Linked DNA regions of Homo sapiens: region 2 is linked to region 1. A link is a loop called in an ENCODE intact Hi-C map of the cell type or tissue named here. Cell type or tissue: PC-9. All regions are shown on one strand. Links, peaks and the distances in the headings refer to the core of each region. The heading gives the core; the rest is flanking DNA.

Evidence for each region. Peaks named below come from ENCODE experiments on the same cell type or tissue, not always from the same donor. Only the 100,000 strongest peaks of a DNase experiment are listed, where the experiment ranks them.
Region 2: it touches region 1 in a loop (2.4-fold over the local background); 2 of 110 quality-filtered maps call a loop at or near these places.

Annotation. Positions count from the first base shown.
Region 1 is chr1:221,608,405-221,616,754 of GRCh38, reverse strand. No RefSeq gene overlaps it. Among named protein-coding and RNA genes, the nearest start is that of DUSP10, 130 kb to the left of the region's middle. In PC-9, for the core only: no CTCF peak of the experiment used is centred there; DNase peaks (open chromatin) are centred at 4,124 and 7,724; H3K4me3 peaks cover 414 bases; H3K27ac peaks cover 675 bases.
Region 2 is chr1:221,664,109-221,672,458 of GRCh38, reverse strand. No RefSeq gene overlaps it. Among named protein-coding and RNA genes, the nearest start is that of DUSP10, 74 kb to the left of the region's middle. In PC-9, for the core only: no CTCF peak of the experiment used is centred there; a DNase peak (open chromatin) is centred at 4,768; H3K4me3 peaks cover 349 bases; H3K27ac peaks cover 1,287 bases.

The DNA.
Region 1 (8,350 bases), core at 187-8,186:
TTAACCTGCTTAAGCTATACTGCTTTTCTGTCCCTAAATTAAAATAGGAATTTATAAGAAACTTACCACACCCCAACTTTGCAAATTAAAAAACACATATCATAAAAATGCATGTGTCCAAATTGTTTTGAAAAGTCACTGAAATTAGAAAATACATACCAAGACAAACAAAAAATAGATTAAAAAATTGCCTAATATGAGAAAAGTGGTTGGTTGAATAAAATGTACTGCTTTAAATACATATATTTGAAAAGGAGAGACTCTGCAAATTAACTAAATAAGCATTTAACTTTAGAAGTTAGAAAAAGAATAAACTCAAAGAAAATAAAAAGAAGAAATTAATACTTAAAAAATTGAAATATAAAATAAACATGCAATGGAGATCTACAAACCAATAACTTGCTTGCTCTAAAGAAGAACAGTATGATAATTCTGTGGAAAGACTGATCATGAAACAGAGAAGGTGCAGCTAAATAATATTAGGAATCAAAAAGTAGGACGCAGCTTTGGATGGAGGAGAAATTAACATAACAAAATGTGAACCAACTTGTATCAACACATTTTAAAACTTAGATAAGATAATTTCTAAAAAAATATGATTTGTCAAAGTATGCAATAAAACAATTGGAAAGCCTAATTGTACTATGACAGTTAATAAATGTTACTGGTAATAAAAAACCTACTCACAAAAAAATAAAGCCCAGAGGATTTACAGACATCTTCTACTAATGTTTACTGAACAGCTATTTCCAAATCTTACATAAAGTTTCTTAGAATACAGAAAAATAAGAAACACTTCTTAAATTATTTTATGTGGCCATTATAATTTAGAGATTACATCAAACAAGTAGTAGGGAAAAGACCATTGATAAGGCAATCTCACACAGAGTTATGTATCTTAAATACTTGCAAACCATGTCTGGAAATATGTAAATATATCATTATCTGGGAATGTAGAGTTGATTTGAGATTAGAAAATCAATTATTATTGTATTAAGGCTGTTCTCACAGTGCTATAAAGAAATACCTGAGACTAGGTGATTTATAAGAAAATCAGTTTAACTGGCTTATGGTTCTGCAGGCTGTACAGGAAGCATGGTGCCATCTGCTTCTAGGGAGGCCTCAGAGAGCTTTTACTCATGATGGAAGGCAATGCAAGAGCAGACACTTCATATGACAAGAGCAAGAGCATGAAGGGGGAGCTACACACTTTTAAGTGACCATATCTCACTCACTTTTGGGAGGACAGTATCAAGAGGGATGGAGCTAAGCCATTCATGAGAAACCTGCCTCCACGATCCAGTCACCTCCCAGCAGGTCCCACCTCCAACACTGGGGATTACATTTAAATATGAGATTTGGGTGAGGACACACATCCAACTATATCAATTATCATCCATCGCATTTACAGATTAAAAGAGGAAAATCCTAAAATTATTCAAAAAGATTCAGGAAAAAATACATACCGAGTCATGACTTAAAAAAAAAATTTTTAACAAATAGGAATACATTATTATATCCTTAATTTGATAAAGGGATATGTTTTTAAATTTTAGCAAACATTACCCTTAATGGCAAAACATTAAAACTTTGCCTTTTAAATCAGAAAAAAGATAAGAACTTTTAGTACTGCCATTTCTATCCCACATTATTTAAGAGGTCCTAGCCAGAGGTCAGATGCAATGGCTCATGTCTATGATCCTAGAGCTTTGAGAGGCTGAAGTGGGAGGATTGCTTCAGTCCAGGAGTTTGAGACTAGTCTGGGGATCATAGCGAGACCCTGTCTCTACAAAAAATTTTAAAATTAGATGGGCACTGTGGCACGTGCCTGTAGTCCCAGCTACTTGGGAGGCTGAGGCCAAAACATGGCTTGAGTCCAGGAGTTAGTGCTCCTGCACTCCAGCCTGGGTGACACAGCAAGACTCTTGTCCTCCCCTGATCCCCAAAAGAGGTCCTAGCCAGAGCCATAAGACAAGCAAAAAAATAAACATATGCACACAAAAAACTAAGTAAAATAAAAAAATAATTGAATAAAAAGGAAAACCCAGCAGATTATTTATTGGTTACATAATTGTCTGCATAGAAAATCCAAAAGCTTTTTCAGGTATAGTGTCAGGATTAATAAAAGAGTTTAGTCATAGTGCATGAAATAAAATTGATACACTAGGTCAATTATGTTTCTAGACACCAAAAACTGAGGGCTGGAAATTCATGAGCACAAAAATTTATAGCATTTAAAAGTCAACTTGTGAAATGTGTAACCATACATTTATGAAAAAATATAAAATATTCTTGAAAGATGTTAATGCAAACAAAAGAAAAGATATATGAAATTTGTGTAAAGGAAAAAGACATTGCAAAGGTGACAATGCTTGCCAAAGTGATCTATAAATTCAAACAAAATTCCAATCAAAATCGCAACAACTTTCTCCATTGAACCAGATAGCCTGGTCTTACAATTTTTAATGAAGAAAATCAGAGCCAACAAAAATCCATGGCAATTTGGAGGGAAAATAATCATGGTGGGCACCTACCCTACCTGATATCCAGGGTTTTTCTTCATTATGCTAGATACATTGGCATGGGAATAGGCATATTGATTAATTGAACAGAATAGGGAGCACAGAAATAGATTCATACTTAGATGGAAAGTTGATACTTGACAGAGGTGGCACTGCAGTTCAGAGGAAAAACTGGGATTATCTATTAAATTAGATCAACCTCTGATTCAAGTAATTGAAGTATTAATCCCAGCTCTGTACCTGCACTATCTTACATAGGTCATTTTACTGGGGCTCATAGAATGAGGATTATAGAGGATCAGGGTGTCAAATACCTGCATAGATGCCATGGGCAGCGTGTAGGCATGGGCTTTTGGGAGCTGTCTGCCCAGAGGTAGGCAATAAGGGGATGCACTGTCTATAGAAAATAATTTTTTAAAAAAAAGCTCACTAAAGTTGGCTTGTCTGTCTTCACAGGATGCAAGCAATTCTAAAAAAAAGTCAATCATAAAATATCTTCCTTGAAAAACATTTTTCCTAAGCTCTAAATAATTAAACAGTTACTAGTTTGTTCTAATAACATATATGTAAGTTTCAAATTAGCTCATTTTTCTTATTGATGTGTTTAATAAACATTATGTTCTTTTACAAACATTGTATTGTATTCCGAAGTAAGTTGGAGGAACTCTCCAGTATATAGTCAATAAGGAACAATGTGTGGACTCAACTACAGCCATTTGTTTTGAGGGGAAGTTTGTGATGATTTAGAATGATTCCAGCTTGCTTCGAGTGCAGTGCAGTTTATCTCCAAGCCCTGTGATGCTACATAGTACCAAATCTGAACAGTAGATTGGAGACAAATATGATGGTTCAGTGATTGTAAAGACAAAGAAAAAGAACTTGAGTTACTACCATTGTCACATTATGTGACCACTGTAGGATTTTATTTGTGTTTAAAATTTACAATAGTGAACTTGAGAGCAGCCATTAGCAATCCATCCATCCATCATGACCACCTTTTTGCCTAAGCCCAAACACATCCATTCATCTCAACATGACGCAGATGGTCACCAAAAACTGGTCACATCCGTAGGTGAAATATGAACTATTTGCTATCTCATTTGTAGGTTCTTTCTAATTATAAAATCTCATGTTTTTGAAATAGATCAAGTTCCAGTTTTATATATTTTAACTATTTATCTGCAAGAAGGAAAGGCTTCACTGCCACACAAAAAAAGAAATCAACATTTTTTCCAATTCTCAAATTTTAAGATATTTATCTTCAATTTCTCCCCAGGTAGTGCCTAATAATATTCCTTCTCTAGCCCAGCAATGTTTTATAAATTCAATCATCTGAGATGTTACACACCCATATTTGACTAATCTACACATCTGAGGATAGCAGAAATCTTGTCCATGAGATGAGCAACAACTGTGACTATAAATGAAAAAAGACAAACTTTGGTTTATCTTTCAAAGCTGTGGGCACTGGTTAGAGGATAGGACAGAGGAGGGAGAGGCTTCCTAGACACAAAGTAGGAAGCTGGCTTCATTCACGTCAGGGAGGAAACATGGCCCCTGGCCATAAAGGCCTCCCAAGATGACTCATCCTGCCCTAAAATGGGATTTGTTTATTCTGGGAACTCATTTTGTCATCCTAGCCCTGGAGTTAAGATTCTAAAAGCTCGTAGGTAGTAGGTGGTTTGGGCTGCCAAGAAGAGTAATTGGATTAATGCATTTCTATTTCAGATTACTGCCAAATTAGTCTGTGCTATGTGGGCTTTTTATGTTATTGTGAGTGTGGCATAACAGAACCAGCTGCTTCTGTGACTTTCTTATCCTCTTCACATCAGACCCATTCATCCAATCCCTCTCTTATCTTGTCGCATATCAGACCCATTCATCCAGTCCCTCTCTTATCTTGTCGCACATCAGACCCACTCATCCAGTCCCTCTCTTATCTTGTCACACCTCCAGATTCTTCTTTTAAAGTCCCTGGGCAGTGCTGTTCATCCTGTTCCCTTCCTAGTCACTTGCTCTTGCTTTCAGCTTCCCACTTCTTCTCAGGCTTCTTGATGCAATTAAATAAAACAAAACACGCCAACAATCTTTTCAATTATACCAAAGCCTTATCAATTGTGATTTCACTCAGTAGGAATGTATAATAATTCAATCCAGGCCTGATAGCAGTGTATCTCTGCAGCTGCCATGTAAAAGGCAGTTAAGAAGAAGAAACGTAAAATAAATCAGAGGAAATGATTATATGGACTTCAGCCAATAAATTGTTTATTGTCAATGATCTGTAATTAATTAGAACTGGAACAGAGTTTTGTGATGTGAAGAGTATTGGCTTTGGAGGCTGATAATCAAGGGTCAAGGTCTTGCTCTACCACATTTATATTCTTTGTGATGCTGGGAAATCTGCCGACATTAGAGTTTTTCTTAACTGCTTCACAGCATTGTAATTAAATAAGCAAATATGAAAATGCTTTATATGTTGGTAAATGTTATACAAATGTAAGGGCATTACTTCTTTTTTTTTACTCATTAATTCAGACCCTACTTGGGTCAACAGTTTACACAACTGCTGTTACTGTATGAAACAGTATTACAATCACAATTATTTTAGAATCTTCTGTAATTCAGAATTTTACTAACTCAGTTAATTTCCATCTGTGAAAATTGCCTGCAACACATAAAATATCTTTTCAAAGTTCAGTTTACGTGTTGACTTTAGTAGGGGATAAAGCTGTGAGGGTCTAAAGCAACTATTCTCTTGAAAAAAAATTTTTTTTTGGTCTGCTAATCTGACATTTCAGTATTATTTTGTAAATTTAAAAACTATATGTAGCTAGACATTCACAGGTGGAAGTGAGCAGTATGAATCCAGCTTTGATATTTTGGGTGCAAAATTTACTTGACCTGGATTCTGATCAATATATTGCTATAATTTACTGCCTTCTTTTCCTCAGTGACAATTTTTATGAGAGCAAGTACTTCTTTGATCTTTATAGTCTATTTACCAACTTCTTAGAACCTTCTAAGTGACTCTTCTAGGGCACATGGTTATTCAAAGAGACTTTTGCCCCTGTGACTTGATGGGCAAAAAAGTTATTATTATTATTATTTAGATGGAGTCTTGCTCTGTCACCCTGGCTGGAGTGCAGTGGCAGGATCTGGGCAACCTCCACCTCCCGGGTTCAAGTGATTCTCCTGCCTCAGCCTCCCGAGTAGCTGGGATTACAGGCATGCACCACCATGCCTGGCTAATTTCTGTATTTTTAGTATAGATGGGGTTTCGCCATGTTGGCCAGGCTGGTCTCCAGCTCCTGACCTCAAGTGATCCGCCTGCCTTGGCCTCCCGAAGTGCTGGATTACAGGTGTGAGCCACCATGCCCAGAGTAGCAAAAAGTTCTTGCAAATAACATTTTATTTTCTTTCACTGTAGACATATACACTCATTCTAAAAGTATGGAAAGTCTTAAGAAGCAAAAAGAAGAAAATATACAACTCCCTTTATACTATACCCAGAGATAAATAACTGCTGTTTGTTTTTGCTGTATATCTTCTCAAATTTTTCCTATGACATCATATGCATTTTATTAAAATTTAATGAACTTTTATGGACTTTTCTTATTACAAAAGTAATATGAGATTATTGCATAAAACTTAGAAATACATTCAAGTGAAAAGAAAATAAAACTAACCCACAATCCTATACTCAGAGATAATGGCTATTTAAATTTTGCTATATATTTTTCTAATATTTTCTTATGACGATATATATCTTTTATTAGAATTTAACTTTTACCACTCCTTCTTATTATAGAAGAAACATAAAATTACCCATAATCTTACTACCCAAAGATAAGCATTATAACACTGACATATATTCTTCTAGAACTTAGACTAGGCCTTTATGATGTCTGTACATGACTTTTTTTCCTACAAAACAGGATGATACCAACAATACTGCTTTGCAATCTTCTTTTCTAAAACTTAATAATATACAGTAACGGTGTCCCTATGTCATTAAATATTTTCCTACAACATTAATGTTAATGACTCATAATATTTTATTGTAACACAGCCTGAATTATTGAACCAATTCCTATTTTGGGGGTATTTAGGATGTTTTAGTTTCTCACAATTATAAACAACTTATGAAGAACATTGTCCAACTATCTTTTGTGTACATCTTTTAGTATTTCCTGTGGATAAATACCTATAATTGAATTTGAAAGGTTTTTGGTCCATTTGATGAATTTTCATGAATCTTTTTATAATTGATACTCCCAGTAGAAAGAGTGCCTTTTTCCTGCAGCTTTGCCCAAATTGACCACTATTTTTCTTTTTTTGTCAACTTTGAACGTTAAAATGACAAATATTTATTTTCTGTTTTGTATTTAATTTGCATTTTTTCTATCATGTTATTCATTAAATCTCATGCTTACTAATATATCTGCTGAATCTGTAGAAAGTTACCTTGATAGTAAAAACAAAAACAGGAGAAAAATTATTCAGTCCTGAGTCTGCAGTTGCATGAAGAAACTAGTGAATGTTGCATTACGTGTTCATTAATTCATGTATCCATTTATTTATTTATCATTTGACAATTCTTATTGAACACCTTCTTTATGCTAGGTCTTTTTCTAAGAGCTGAAGTAAAGAGGTGAACAATATTGATAGGGTCTTTTTTCTCTTGGAGACTTTTATAGTCTAGTTTACAACAGAGACATTAAATGAATAATAATTACATGTGATATAAGGATTATTTTTAAAAAGAAGATAAAAGGAATTATCCTGAGGTAATTATTCTTTGGTTGATCTAGTCTGTTCGATAAGGTGTAATTCACTGGAAATCCCCTACTTGGTATTGAGCTTCTTTTGTTATTGAGCAGTAGGGGAAGATGATAAATAGAAGGTACAAACAAGAAAAGATGAGAAGAATTGATTTGATAGAACTAGAAAAGTCTTGGGAATTGTAGATATTACATTCTTACTTCACCAAGAAATATTGTAAAGAAGGTGCTTCCCACCAGTCCTTGAATAATGTACAGGCATATTTTAGAGATATTGCAAGTTTTGTTTCATACCACTGCAATAAAGCAAATACACAATAAAGTGAGTCACACAAAATTTTTGGTTTCCCAGTGTACATAAAAGTTATGTTTACAATATATTATAGTCTATTAAGTGGGCAATAGTGTTATGTCTAAGAAAACAAAGTACATAATTTTAAAATACTGTTGAGTTGATGGGTGCAGGATGGTGGTTTCTGAAGGCTGGAGTGGCTGTGGCAATTCAATTTCTTCAAATAAGACAACAATGAAATCTGCTATGTAGATTGACTCTTACTTTCATTAAATAGTTCTCTGTAGCATGTGATGCTGTGTGATAGCATTTTACCCACAGTAGAGCTTCTTTCACAGTTGAAGTCAATCCTTTCAAATCCTGCTGCTTCTTTTCAACTAAGTTTTAGTAATATTCTTTTTTTTTTTTTTTTTTTTTTTTTTTTTGAGACAGAGACTCGCTCTGTCACCCAGGCTGGAGTGCAGTGACGCAATCTCGGCTCACTGCAAGCTCCGCCTCCCAGGTTCACACCATTCTCCTGCCTCAGCCTCCCCAGTAGCTGGGACTACAGGCGCCCGCCACCACGCCTGGCTAATTTTTTGTATTTTTAGTAAAGACGGGGTTTCACTGTATTAGCCAGGATGGTCTCGATCTCCTGACCTCGTGATCCACCTGCCTCAGCCTCCCAAAGTGCTGGGATTACAGGCGTGAGCCACCGTGCCTGGCCAAGTTTTGGTAATATTCTTAATCTTTTTCTGTCATTTTCAGCAATGTTT
Region 2 (8,350 bases), core at 271-8,270, 56 kb before region 1:
GGCTCACATCTAGAAAGTGGCTGTTACATTATCTGGCATTTGTCCATGTGTGGCTTTGCTTGCTTGTTATTTTACCATGTTCTCTCCACCCAAGGACTTCCTATGTTGTTGACCTCATATTAAAGATTAGTCATTTCTTATGGAAGGAGAAAGGAGGGAAATGCATGAGAAAGCAGGGAGAGAGTGAACTAGCACTGCTTTTTAAATCTTTGCTAAACTAAGTTACAGTTTTCTATTTCTTGAATGACTAATGCCAATTTTATTTCGAATCATGTTACCAGTTATTACTATACTTCTAGCCTAGCATGATACCTTTACTTATTAGGCTATAGCAAATTTTCATGGTTAGCTGCCTTCCCAATATATATCTTTTAGGTACATCTATTAGTGAGACAACACACTGTGGAAGCTTACAAATACAGTGTCTTTATGATGGGGCACATAGTGGGCATTTCAAGGCTCTTTATCCAAGAACAAGTAATTCAATACACATTTCTTGCCTCTAAGACTCTGAGATGGTACATTAATTTATGAAATAAGATTTTCCTTTGAGTGTTTTCTTCTTTTATTTGAGGCTTTATGCCTACTATGAAGTCATTTTAAAAAAGGCCACTAGACAGTTGGAAACATACCTCTAAAGTCTTGTGAAATTGGTTGGATTTTTAAGGAAAAGCTACTAGTCCAATTAGCAGAAACAGAGAGAGAAGACTGTTCCTTCACATTAAAGGATAATTCTGTTGAAAATATTGCTGTAGGACTTGTGTTTTCAGCTTTTCTTTTTTAACAAAAATATTAAAACTTAGTGGGAAAGGAAAAGGGAAGCAGGGATTGAGGAAAAGTCTATTCCTTATGGTTTCTCTTTTGATGACATGAATTAATTTCTACCTTCTGAGCAAGATTCCTGCTTCTGTGCCTTCTCGTCCAAGCTCCACGGGCAACACATCCAGAGACTGAGTAGTCTTGGGCCAAGCTTGCTCTGAGATGCACAATCTACACAGGTTAATCAAAGCCACATTTAAACATTTACCTAAGAATTATTGTAATTCACAGTAATTAGGCTGAATGTTGAGCAATTTATGTAAATAACTGTAATTAGTACTATTTTTATACAGTCCAACCAAATTTTACATATTTTCTTTATTGTGTTAGTCTCCAATATTCCCAATTAGTATTAATATAAATTTGCCTAAATCCCTGTATATTTTAGTTCTTATTTTATTCATATTCTCTCTCTGAATGCCTTCCACTTTAGATGGTAAATTACATTATGTAAATACCTTAGTGTTCTGGTATTAACATCCCAGTAAATACTCAGGAAGGAAGAAGGTTAAAGCCTGGTTGAAGGAGGTTGTGGAAGAGTAAGGATGCTGGGGACAAGATAACCTACTGTTTCTGTTCAGATCGTCTTGCAGTTGGGGAGGTCAATTGATTTTGTCAGTCAAACCCATCCACTTTCAATACCAGCCTTGCTACTAACTAGTTGGGCTGATTGTACTCATCTCTCTGGTCCTGTTTCCTCACCTGTAAAATGGAGGTGATAAGACTTATTGCATAGAGTTCTTGTAATTAATAAATGAGATAGTTTGGAAAAAGTATCAGGGGCTCAGTAGGTATTAGCTCCATTGGGATCCCCCTACCCACATTTTCACTACGTTTATTCAATTTAACCACGTTTACTGAGCACCTACCATGTTCAAGGCACTAATACCACACACTAGAAATATAAAGATATATAAGATTTGGTACCACCTTTCAAGCTGCTAATTGTATATGGGGAAAGCTTGGGTCATAACTGACTTAAAACAATGATAAGAAGCTAGGTCTTCTGTTTGAAAAATGGCATGTGAGGACTATAATGATTTAAATGGCCAGTGTCACATGCAGTGCACTGCAGATAGCAAGAATCAAGGAGGCTCTACTCGATTGGAGCTTCTTATATTTTATTTGTTTTTCTGTCTTAACTATTAATGAGAGCAGATATGTTCAGGAATGAAATTTGGAGTCAATTATGAATCATCTGTGACTCTCCCATCATCTTTCCTTGGTGTAACTGCATTTTCTTTGCTTAAGCTGATATTAAAAGGAAATGAATATTCTCTCTTTTATTCCCTGGGTGGGAATTAGAAATGGGATGAATTTCACAATCTAGTCTTTCTCATGAAGCAGAACAAAAGACAATAGAATAGTTTAAAATTTCTCTAAGATGATCTCTTGCCCTCTCTTCACCCTTGTGGATCTGGTTAAATTCCAGAAGCTGTTCGTGTGGTCGATTTCCTCAGCATCAGGAATCCAGACTAGTCCAAAGGGATGCCCACATTTTTTTAACAGTTGCATAGGGTCATCAATTATCTGAAATAAAGACAGAAAAATCAGAGAGGCTGACAAACAGAAGCCATCGAAATAAAACAGGGGAAACACAGCAAAGAGGCTCAAGCAGAGTTTTGGAACCAACATTCCAAAGATCAAAGGGCCCCAGTGATTAGATAGTTCTCTACCTCCCATTCTCCAACTTTCCCTTTTATTTTTTAAAATAGAAAAGATATCCATATACCCCCCTGAACTAGCATGCAGTTTTTTTTTCATATCAGTATTTGCCAATTTAATTGTCTGTTTACCGATGCAATTGATGTTCCTGGGGCCATTTCAGGAACAGGTGATTCCACATTCTGTCTTCTGGAGCAGACTGACCTGGCTGATAGGCTCACATGGTTACAGTAAATCACTGTTTCCCACATGCTAGCATGGTTCTTATCACACAGAAAGTGCCAACAGGTGTGAGAAGCCAAAGACAGAGCTTTTGTTCTCCCAGTAATTCCCCTTCCATATGACTAACATTTATCTGTGTCTGATGAGAGTTTGGGCTTAGGAAGGGATATGTAAATATTTTTCTGGATTTGAGTCAGAGATGAGAGTAAATTAAACAATATCTCTGGTAATTGACCTCAAAGCTGTCCCTATGCTTCCTCTTACTGATCTATTACTCCTGCCATAATGTTGGGTCTAACATTAGTAAGAATAGTGAGAACCATTGGCCGAAGCATGTCCAGTGTGCAGAAAGACCAGGGACAGCCTAGTCAATTGACCAAGGATCTGTCTACAAAATCTGAACTTGTAATCTTATGCAAGAGAGCATCCCCAAATTATAAATCTTAAAGAAAAGTCCACTCGTTTTCAAACAGCATTTCTGGTGAGACTTTAATTCTGTATCACTGTTATTAAGGCATATGGATCTTCACCTTGAATGTATAATTTTGATTAAATATTGTAGTTGAAAACAAAATAACAACAACAAAATAAGGAAACCAAGAAAACAAAGAAAATTTCTTTTTCTCCAAGAGTGCAAAATGTGCAAACTATTTGAATGGGGAGGGAGGTAGGTGCTCAGAGGTTCCTGCAGATTGTTGATAGCCAGGACAAGTCGGTTCATCCTTCTCTGTAGGTTCTTGACATGCAAGTTTTGTCTGTTGGCTATCAAAAAGCAGGCAGAAGCTTCTCCTCAAAATAAAACAGAAGCCCATCTCAAAACCTGCCAAAGAATTTGGTCATATGAATGACATTTCTAACTCCTTAAGAAGTTCATTCCATTTGACCTAAAATTTTCACCTGTGTGTTTGTATCTCAAGAATATGATTTAATCACAGATGTAGCTAAAAACTTACATGCAAGTCACATTCTTTATAATAAATGAGGCTTGAAATGACTTAAATGTCAAGTGATAGGTGAATATTTAAATAAACCAAAGGAGATCTAGTGAATAGAAGATTATTCAATTATTAAATGCCAGGCTTCAAAGAGTATTCAGCAACAGAGAAAATAGCTCACAACATAATGCTAAATTTAAAAAAACTATTAACACAGTTTAAACATTTTCCCCTTTTTTTCCTCATCTTCTCTTTATGTTTTTCCTCCTCAGAGACATGTCAAAATGTTTACAGTGTTTTCTTTTCATAATTTTTGATTTTTATTTTAAAGATTTTAAATATGAGCATGGATTAAGTTTACAATCACGAGAGACTTTAAAAGAGTCTTTAAAAAAATCTCCCTATATTTACTTATCTATTTTTTTCTGACAACACAGGTCTCTGGGTCAGAAACAGATCATTCACTCAGAGAATCTTAGCAGCACTAGTTCCCCATGTCCCAATTCTTGTTTCGCGGGTAACATAGTGGGAGCCAAATTTACCTACTTGTGCAGCGGTTGCTTCATAGGAGAGAAAACTAATGTTAGTTTTCTCTCCTATGAAGCAACCGCTGCACAAGTAGGTAAATTTGATATTGATTATTGATACTTGATTGATTATTTATGATGCTTGAAGCTTCTATAAGATGGCTGGCACATGTGTCTTACCTGCCCTGAAGGGAGGGGAGAATGAAAGAGATCTTGCTGCTCTGAAATGTAAACAGATCCTCTCTGGGGAGAGGAAAGGAAGGTGTCTCTAGGTTTTTATCACTCTTAGAGTGTAAGCAAATAGTTCTGATGGAGATGGAACTTCAGATCTCTCCAGAGCAATTTACTATTTCTAATTTATAAAGCATGCTTACCATTCAATCCTTCCAACAAGGCTATCAGTAATTTGTATGTCTGACAGTGCGGAGACATGAAACAATTCAAGAAGCACTGTTTCCAAAATCTTCCACTTATAGCCACTATGGAATAACTGATATTAGATTTGCTCTTTTGCTGTAAACAACTAGAATATGGGACAAAGCACATGACACATCATGTTCAGATCTTGAGCAATAGGAACTGCAGGACTGTGACTCATAAGATAAGGGAAACTAACAAGGCAAGTCCCATAATTACCTGAGGTTTCTGCATGGGAACCTTTTCTGAACTAGCATGCACAGTGGGGGAACAAGCAGAGCATAACACTCTCACTGAGTGAGGAGACGTAAAACCAAATTCAGGGAGACCGAGGCAGCTCAAGTTGGAAGGGCTGGGTTGCAGAGAAGAGGGAATTTTTAAGAAAAATAACTCCAAACATTTGCCCAGGAATCCCCTTGAGTCTTTGCCTGAATAAGCTGAGCTTGCATCCAATAAAACTCTATGAGGCCAGGATAAGAAAAACTACTAAAGAGCTGTAAGTTAAATAATTCACAGAGTTCATAGAGAGTAGGAGGATATTCCATTTCCAAACAGCCAGAGTGAAGACAGACATTATTGAATACCTGGAACATTTGTTAGAAACTCCAAAATGGTTGGCCTTGAGAGCAGGGCTTAAGCTAGCCATAGAATAAAGCCTCCTCTGTCCTGTCCTGATAGATCTTAAACACCAATATTGAAAAAAACCAAAGTACTTGCCACATAAAAATTACAGACTCTTTAAATAAAAGTAAATATAGACAAGCGGTTTTTGACAGAGGTACCAAAGTAATTCGATGGGGGAAAGATAGTCTTTTCAATAAATTGTGTGGGAACAGCTGGATACTCATATTGGGAGTGAGTGTGGGAAGGAACTTTAACACTTATTGTAAATACATACAAAATTTAAGTCAAAACAGATTATAGACTTAAACATCAGAACTAAAATTATAACATTTCTAGAAGAAAACAGGACAAAATTGAAAAACTGAACTTCGTAAAAATTAAAAACTTGTTCTTTGGAAAACAGGAAAATAAAAAGGCAAATGTCAAACTGGGAGGCAAAAGTCAACTTGTGAATATTCATCATTCTATAATGAATATAGTGAAATATCTCATAATGAATAATATCTCATGAGAATATCTCATAGTGAAAAAATGAATATCTCATATCCAAAATATATAAATAACTCTTTCAATGCATCAACAAGATAACTCAATATTTACCCAGTAAAAGATGTGAGTGCATATTTCAAAAAAGATATCATCCAAATGGACAACATTGGCTGGGTGCAGTGGCTTACACCTGGAATCCCAGCACTTTGGGAGACCGAGGCAGGAGGATCACTTGATCCCAGGAGTTTGAGACCAGCATGGGCAACATAGGGAGACCCCATCTCTACAAAAAACACAAAAAGTAGCCAGGTGTACAGGCATGCACCTGTAGTCTCAGCTACTTGTGAGGCTGAGCTGGAAGAATCACATGCGTCCAGGGAGGTCGAGGCAGCAGTGAGCCATGGTTGCGCCACTGTACTCCATCCTGGGGGACAGAGTGAGACCTTGGTCTCAAAACAAACAAACAAACAAACAATACAAATGGGCAATCAATCTTTACCTAAAGAGATGTTTTACATTATTTGTTACTCAGAAAAGGCAAATTCAAATCACATTGAAATACCTCTATAAATTCATTAAAATGACTAAAATTAAAAAGACTTACACTCTCAAGTGTTGACATGGATTTGGAACTATTTAGATGTCTCGTATATTGCTGGTGAGAGTGTAAAATAGTGTAAATACTCTGGAAAAAGTTTGGCATTTTCTTATATGGTTAAATATATAGTTACCTTTTGACCTAGTAATTATATTCCTCAGCATTTATATAAGACAAATGAAAATAAATGTCCGCATGAAGACTCGTATATGAGCATTCATAGCAGATTCATTCACAACAGCCCCAAACTGCTAAAAAATAAAGTACTTATTAAATTATGAATGGTAAACAAACTGGGGTATAGTCATACAATGTAGTACTACTCTGCATTGAAAAATGATGAACTATTGATGCACACAAAAACCTGGAGGAATCTCAAAAGCAATATACTGAGAAAAACAGGCTGAATTAAAAAGAGTATATACTGCATGATTCCATTTGTTTGAAATTCTGAGAAAGGTAAAATGAATCTATGTTGACAGAAAGATCAACAATTGCCTGGAGTTGGAATTTGGGGTGGGTGGTTTGAATGTAAAGGGCCACAAGTGAACATTTCGAGGTGATAGAAAGTTCTGAAAGGGGAAGGTGGGGTGGTTACACAGGTCTGAATATTTGTCAAAAACTCATTAAACTCCATAATTGGATGTAACTTATACTGCAATAAATTTTGTTTAGAAATATTAATTAGAAACAAAGTGACATATCCTATAGGTCAAATTGTCTTGCGAGGGCTATAGGATTATCTCATTTACCTTTCAGAGGAGGGATATTAAAGGAAGAATTATTCTCATTCTTCAGTAAAGAAAAAACAAAATCAGACAGCACAATATTTTCTAGTGTCTAATAATACAGGCAACTGTCAAGCACATCCATTCCTGCCTGTTGTTTGATTTCCCACCATGATCGGCCTTTACCTATGCAAGTTTCCCTAAAGTATTGAGCATCTACCTCTTAAAGAAAATTACCATTTGAATTGGTCATATGACACATTAGGCTGTAAATGGAGACATTTCTAATGGTAAAACAAAATAGGGCTAAGAAGCGATTTGACCCTTTCATAGCACATTAATAACTATCCTGTTTCATCTATGGCCAGTTTTAAAATGAGATCACAAAAATCCGCCTATTCTTGTCTCCCAACACTCATTTTTCTTTCCCCTGGGTCATGTTGTTTCCACTCATTCAATTATTTATACATTTATCTATGTCTGAGAGGAAGGTGAAGTAATGCATTTACAGTATCACTCCCCGTTATATGGGGAATAAAAACAAAAACAAAAACAAAAAGACTTTCACACATTTAAAGCACTTAGGGAATTATGGTTGAGGTAGTTGACTTTGTTTATGAATTATCAGAAATGACCATGTCTCATAAAAAAAAAAATCAATCACTGGAGACAGCACTTCTGGAGTACTGAAATAAAGATCTCTTAAAATCTACTCCACAAGAGCAATGAGAACACTGGCAAAAATTCTCAAAATCAACTTTTTCAAAATTTGAAAATTAACCTAAAGATTTCAACAATCTGAGGAGCATCTATTCAAGGAAAACAGGTGAATCTTGTTAAGAAAAGTAAGCTTTGTGGTGCTTCAACCTACTCCATTTGCATTCCCTTCCCCTCAGTTCTGTAGTAGCCAGTTCCGTGATAATCACAGTAGCCATGAAATAGCAGCCTAGCAGCCACTAGATGGGCACAACAGGTTTGGTTTTCCCAAAAAGCCCTGCCCCCATAGAGTATGTCATTATTCAACCTGTCTGGAAGTTTGCTGGAAACCCTACCTCTCATGACTTGTCATTATTTGATTAAACATTTCCCTGAGGCATTTGTCAAATATAATCAGAGATAATTGTTTAACATGGCAGCTGTCTAAGTCAGGGATAATAGTTGGTACCAAAAAAAATAATAATAAAAAATAAAAAATAAAAAAAATTGTTGCTGACCAAAAAGGTTAAAAGAAAAGCTGGGGAATTAGGTTTTCGCAGGGGGTATGTTAGTTTCCTAGGGCGGCTGTAATAAAGGATCACAAACTAGGTGGCTTAAAATAATAGAAAT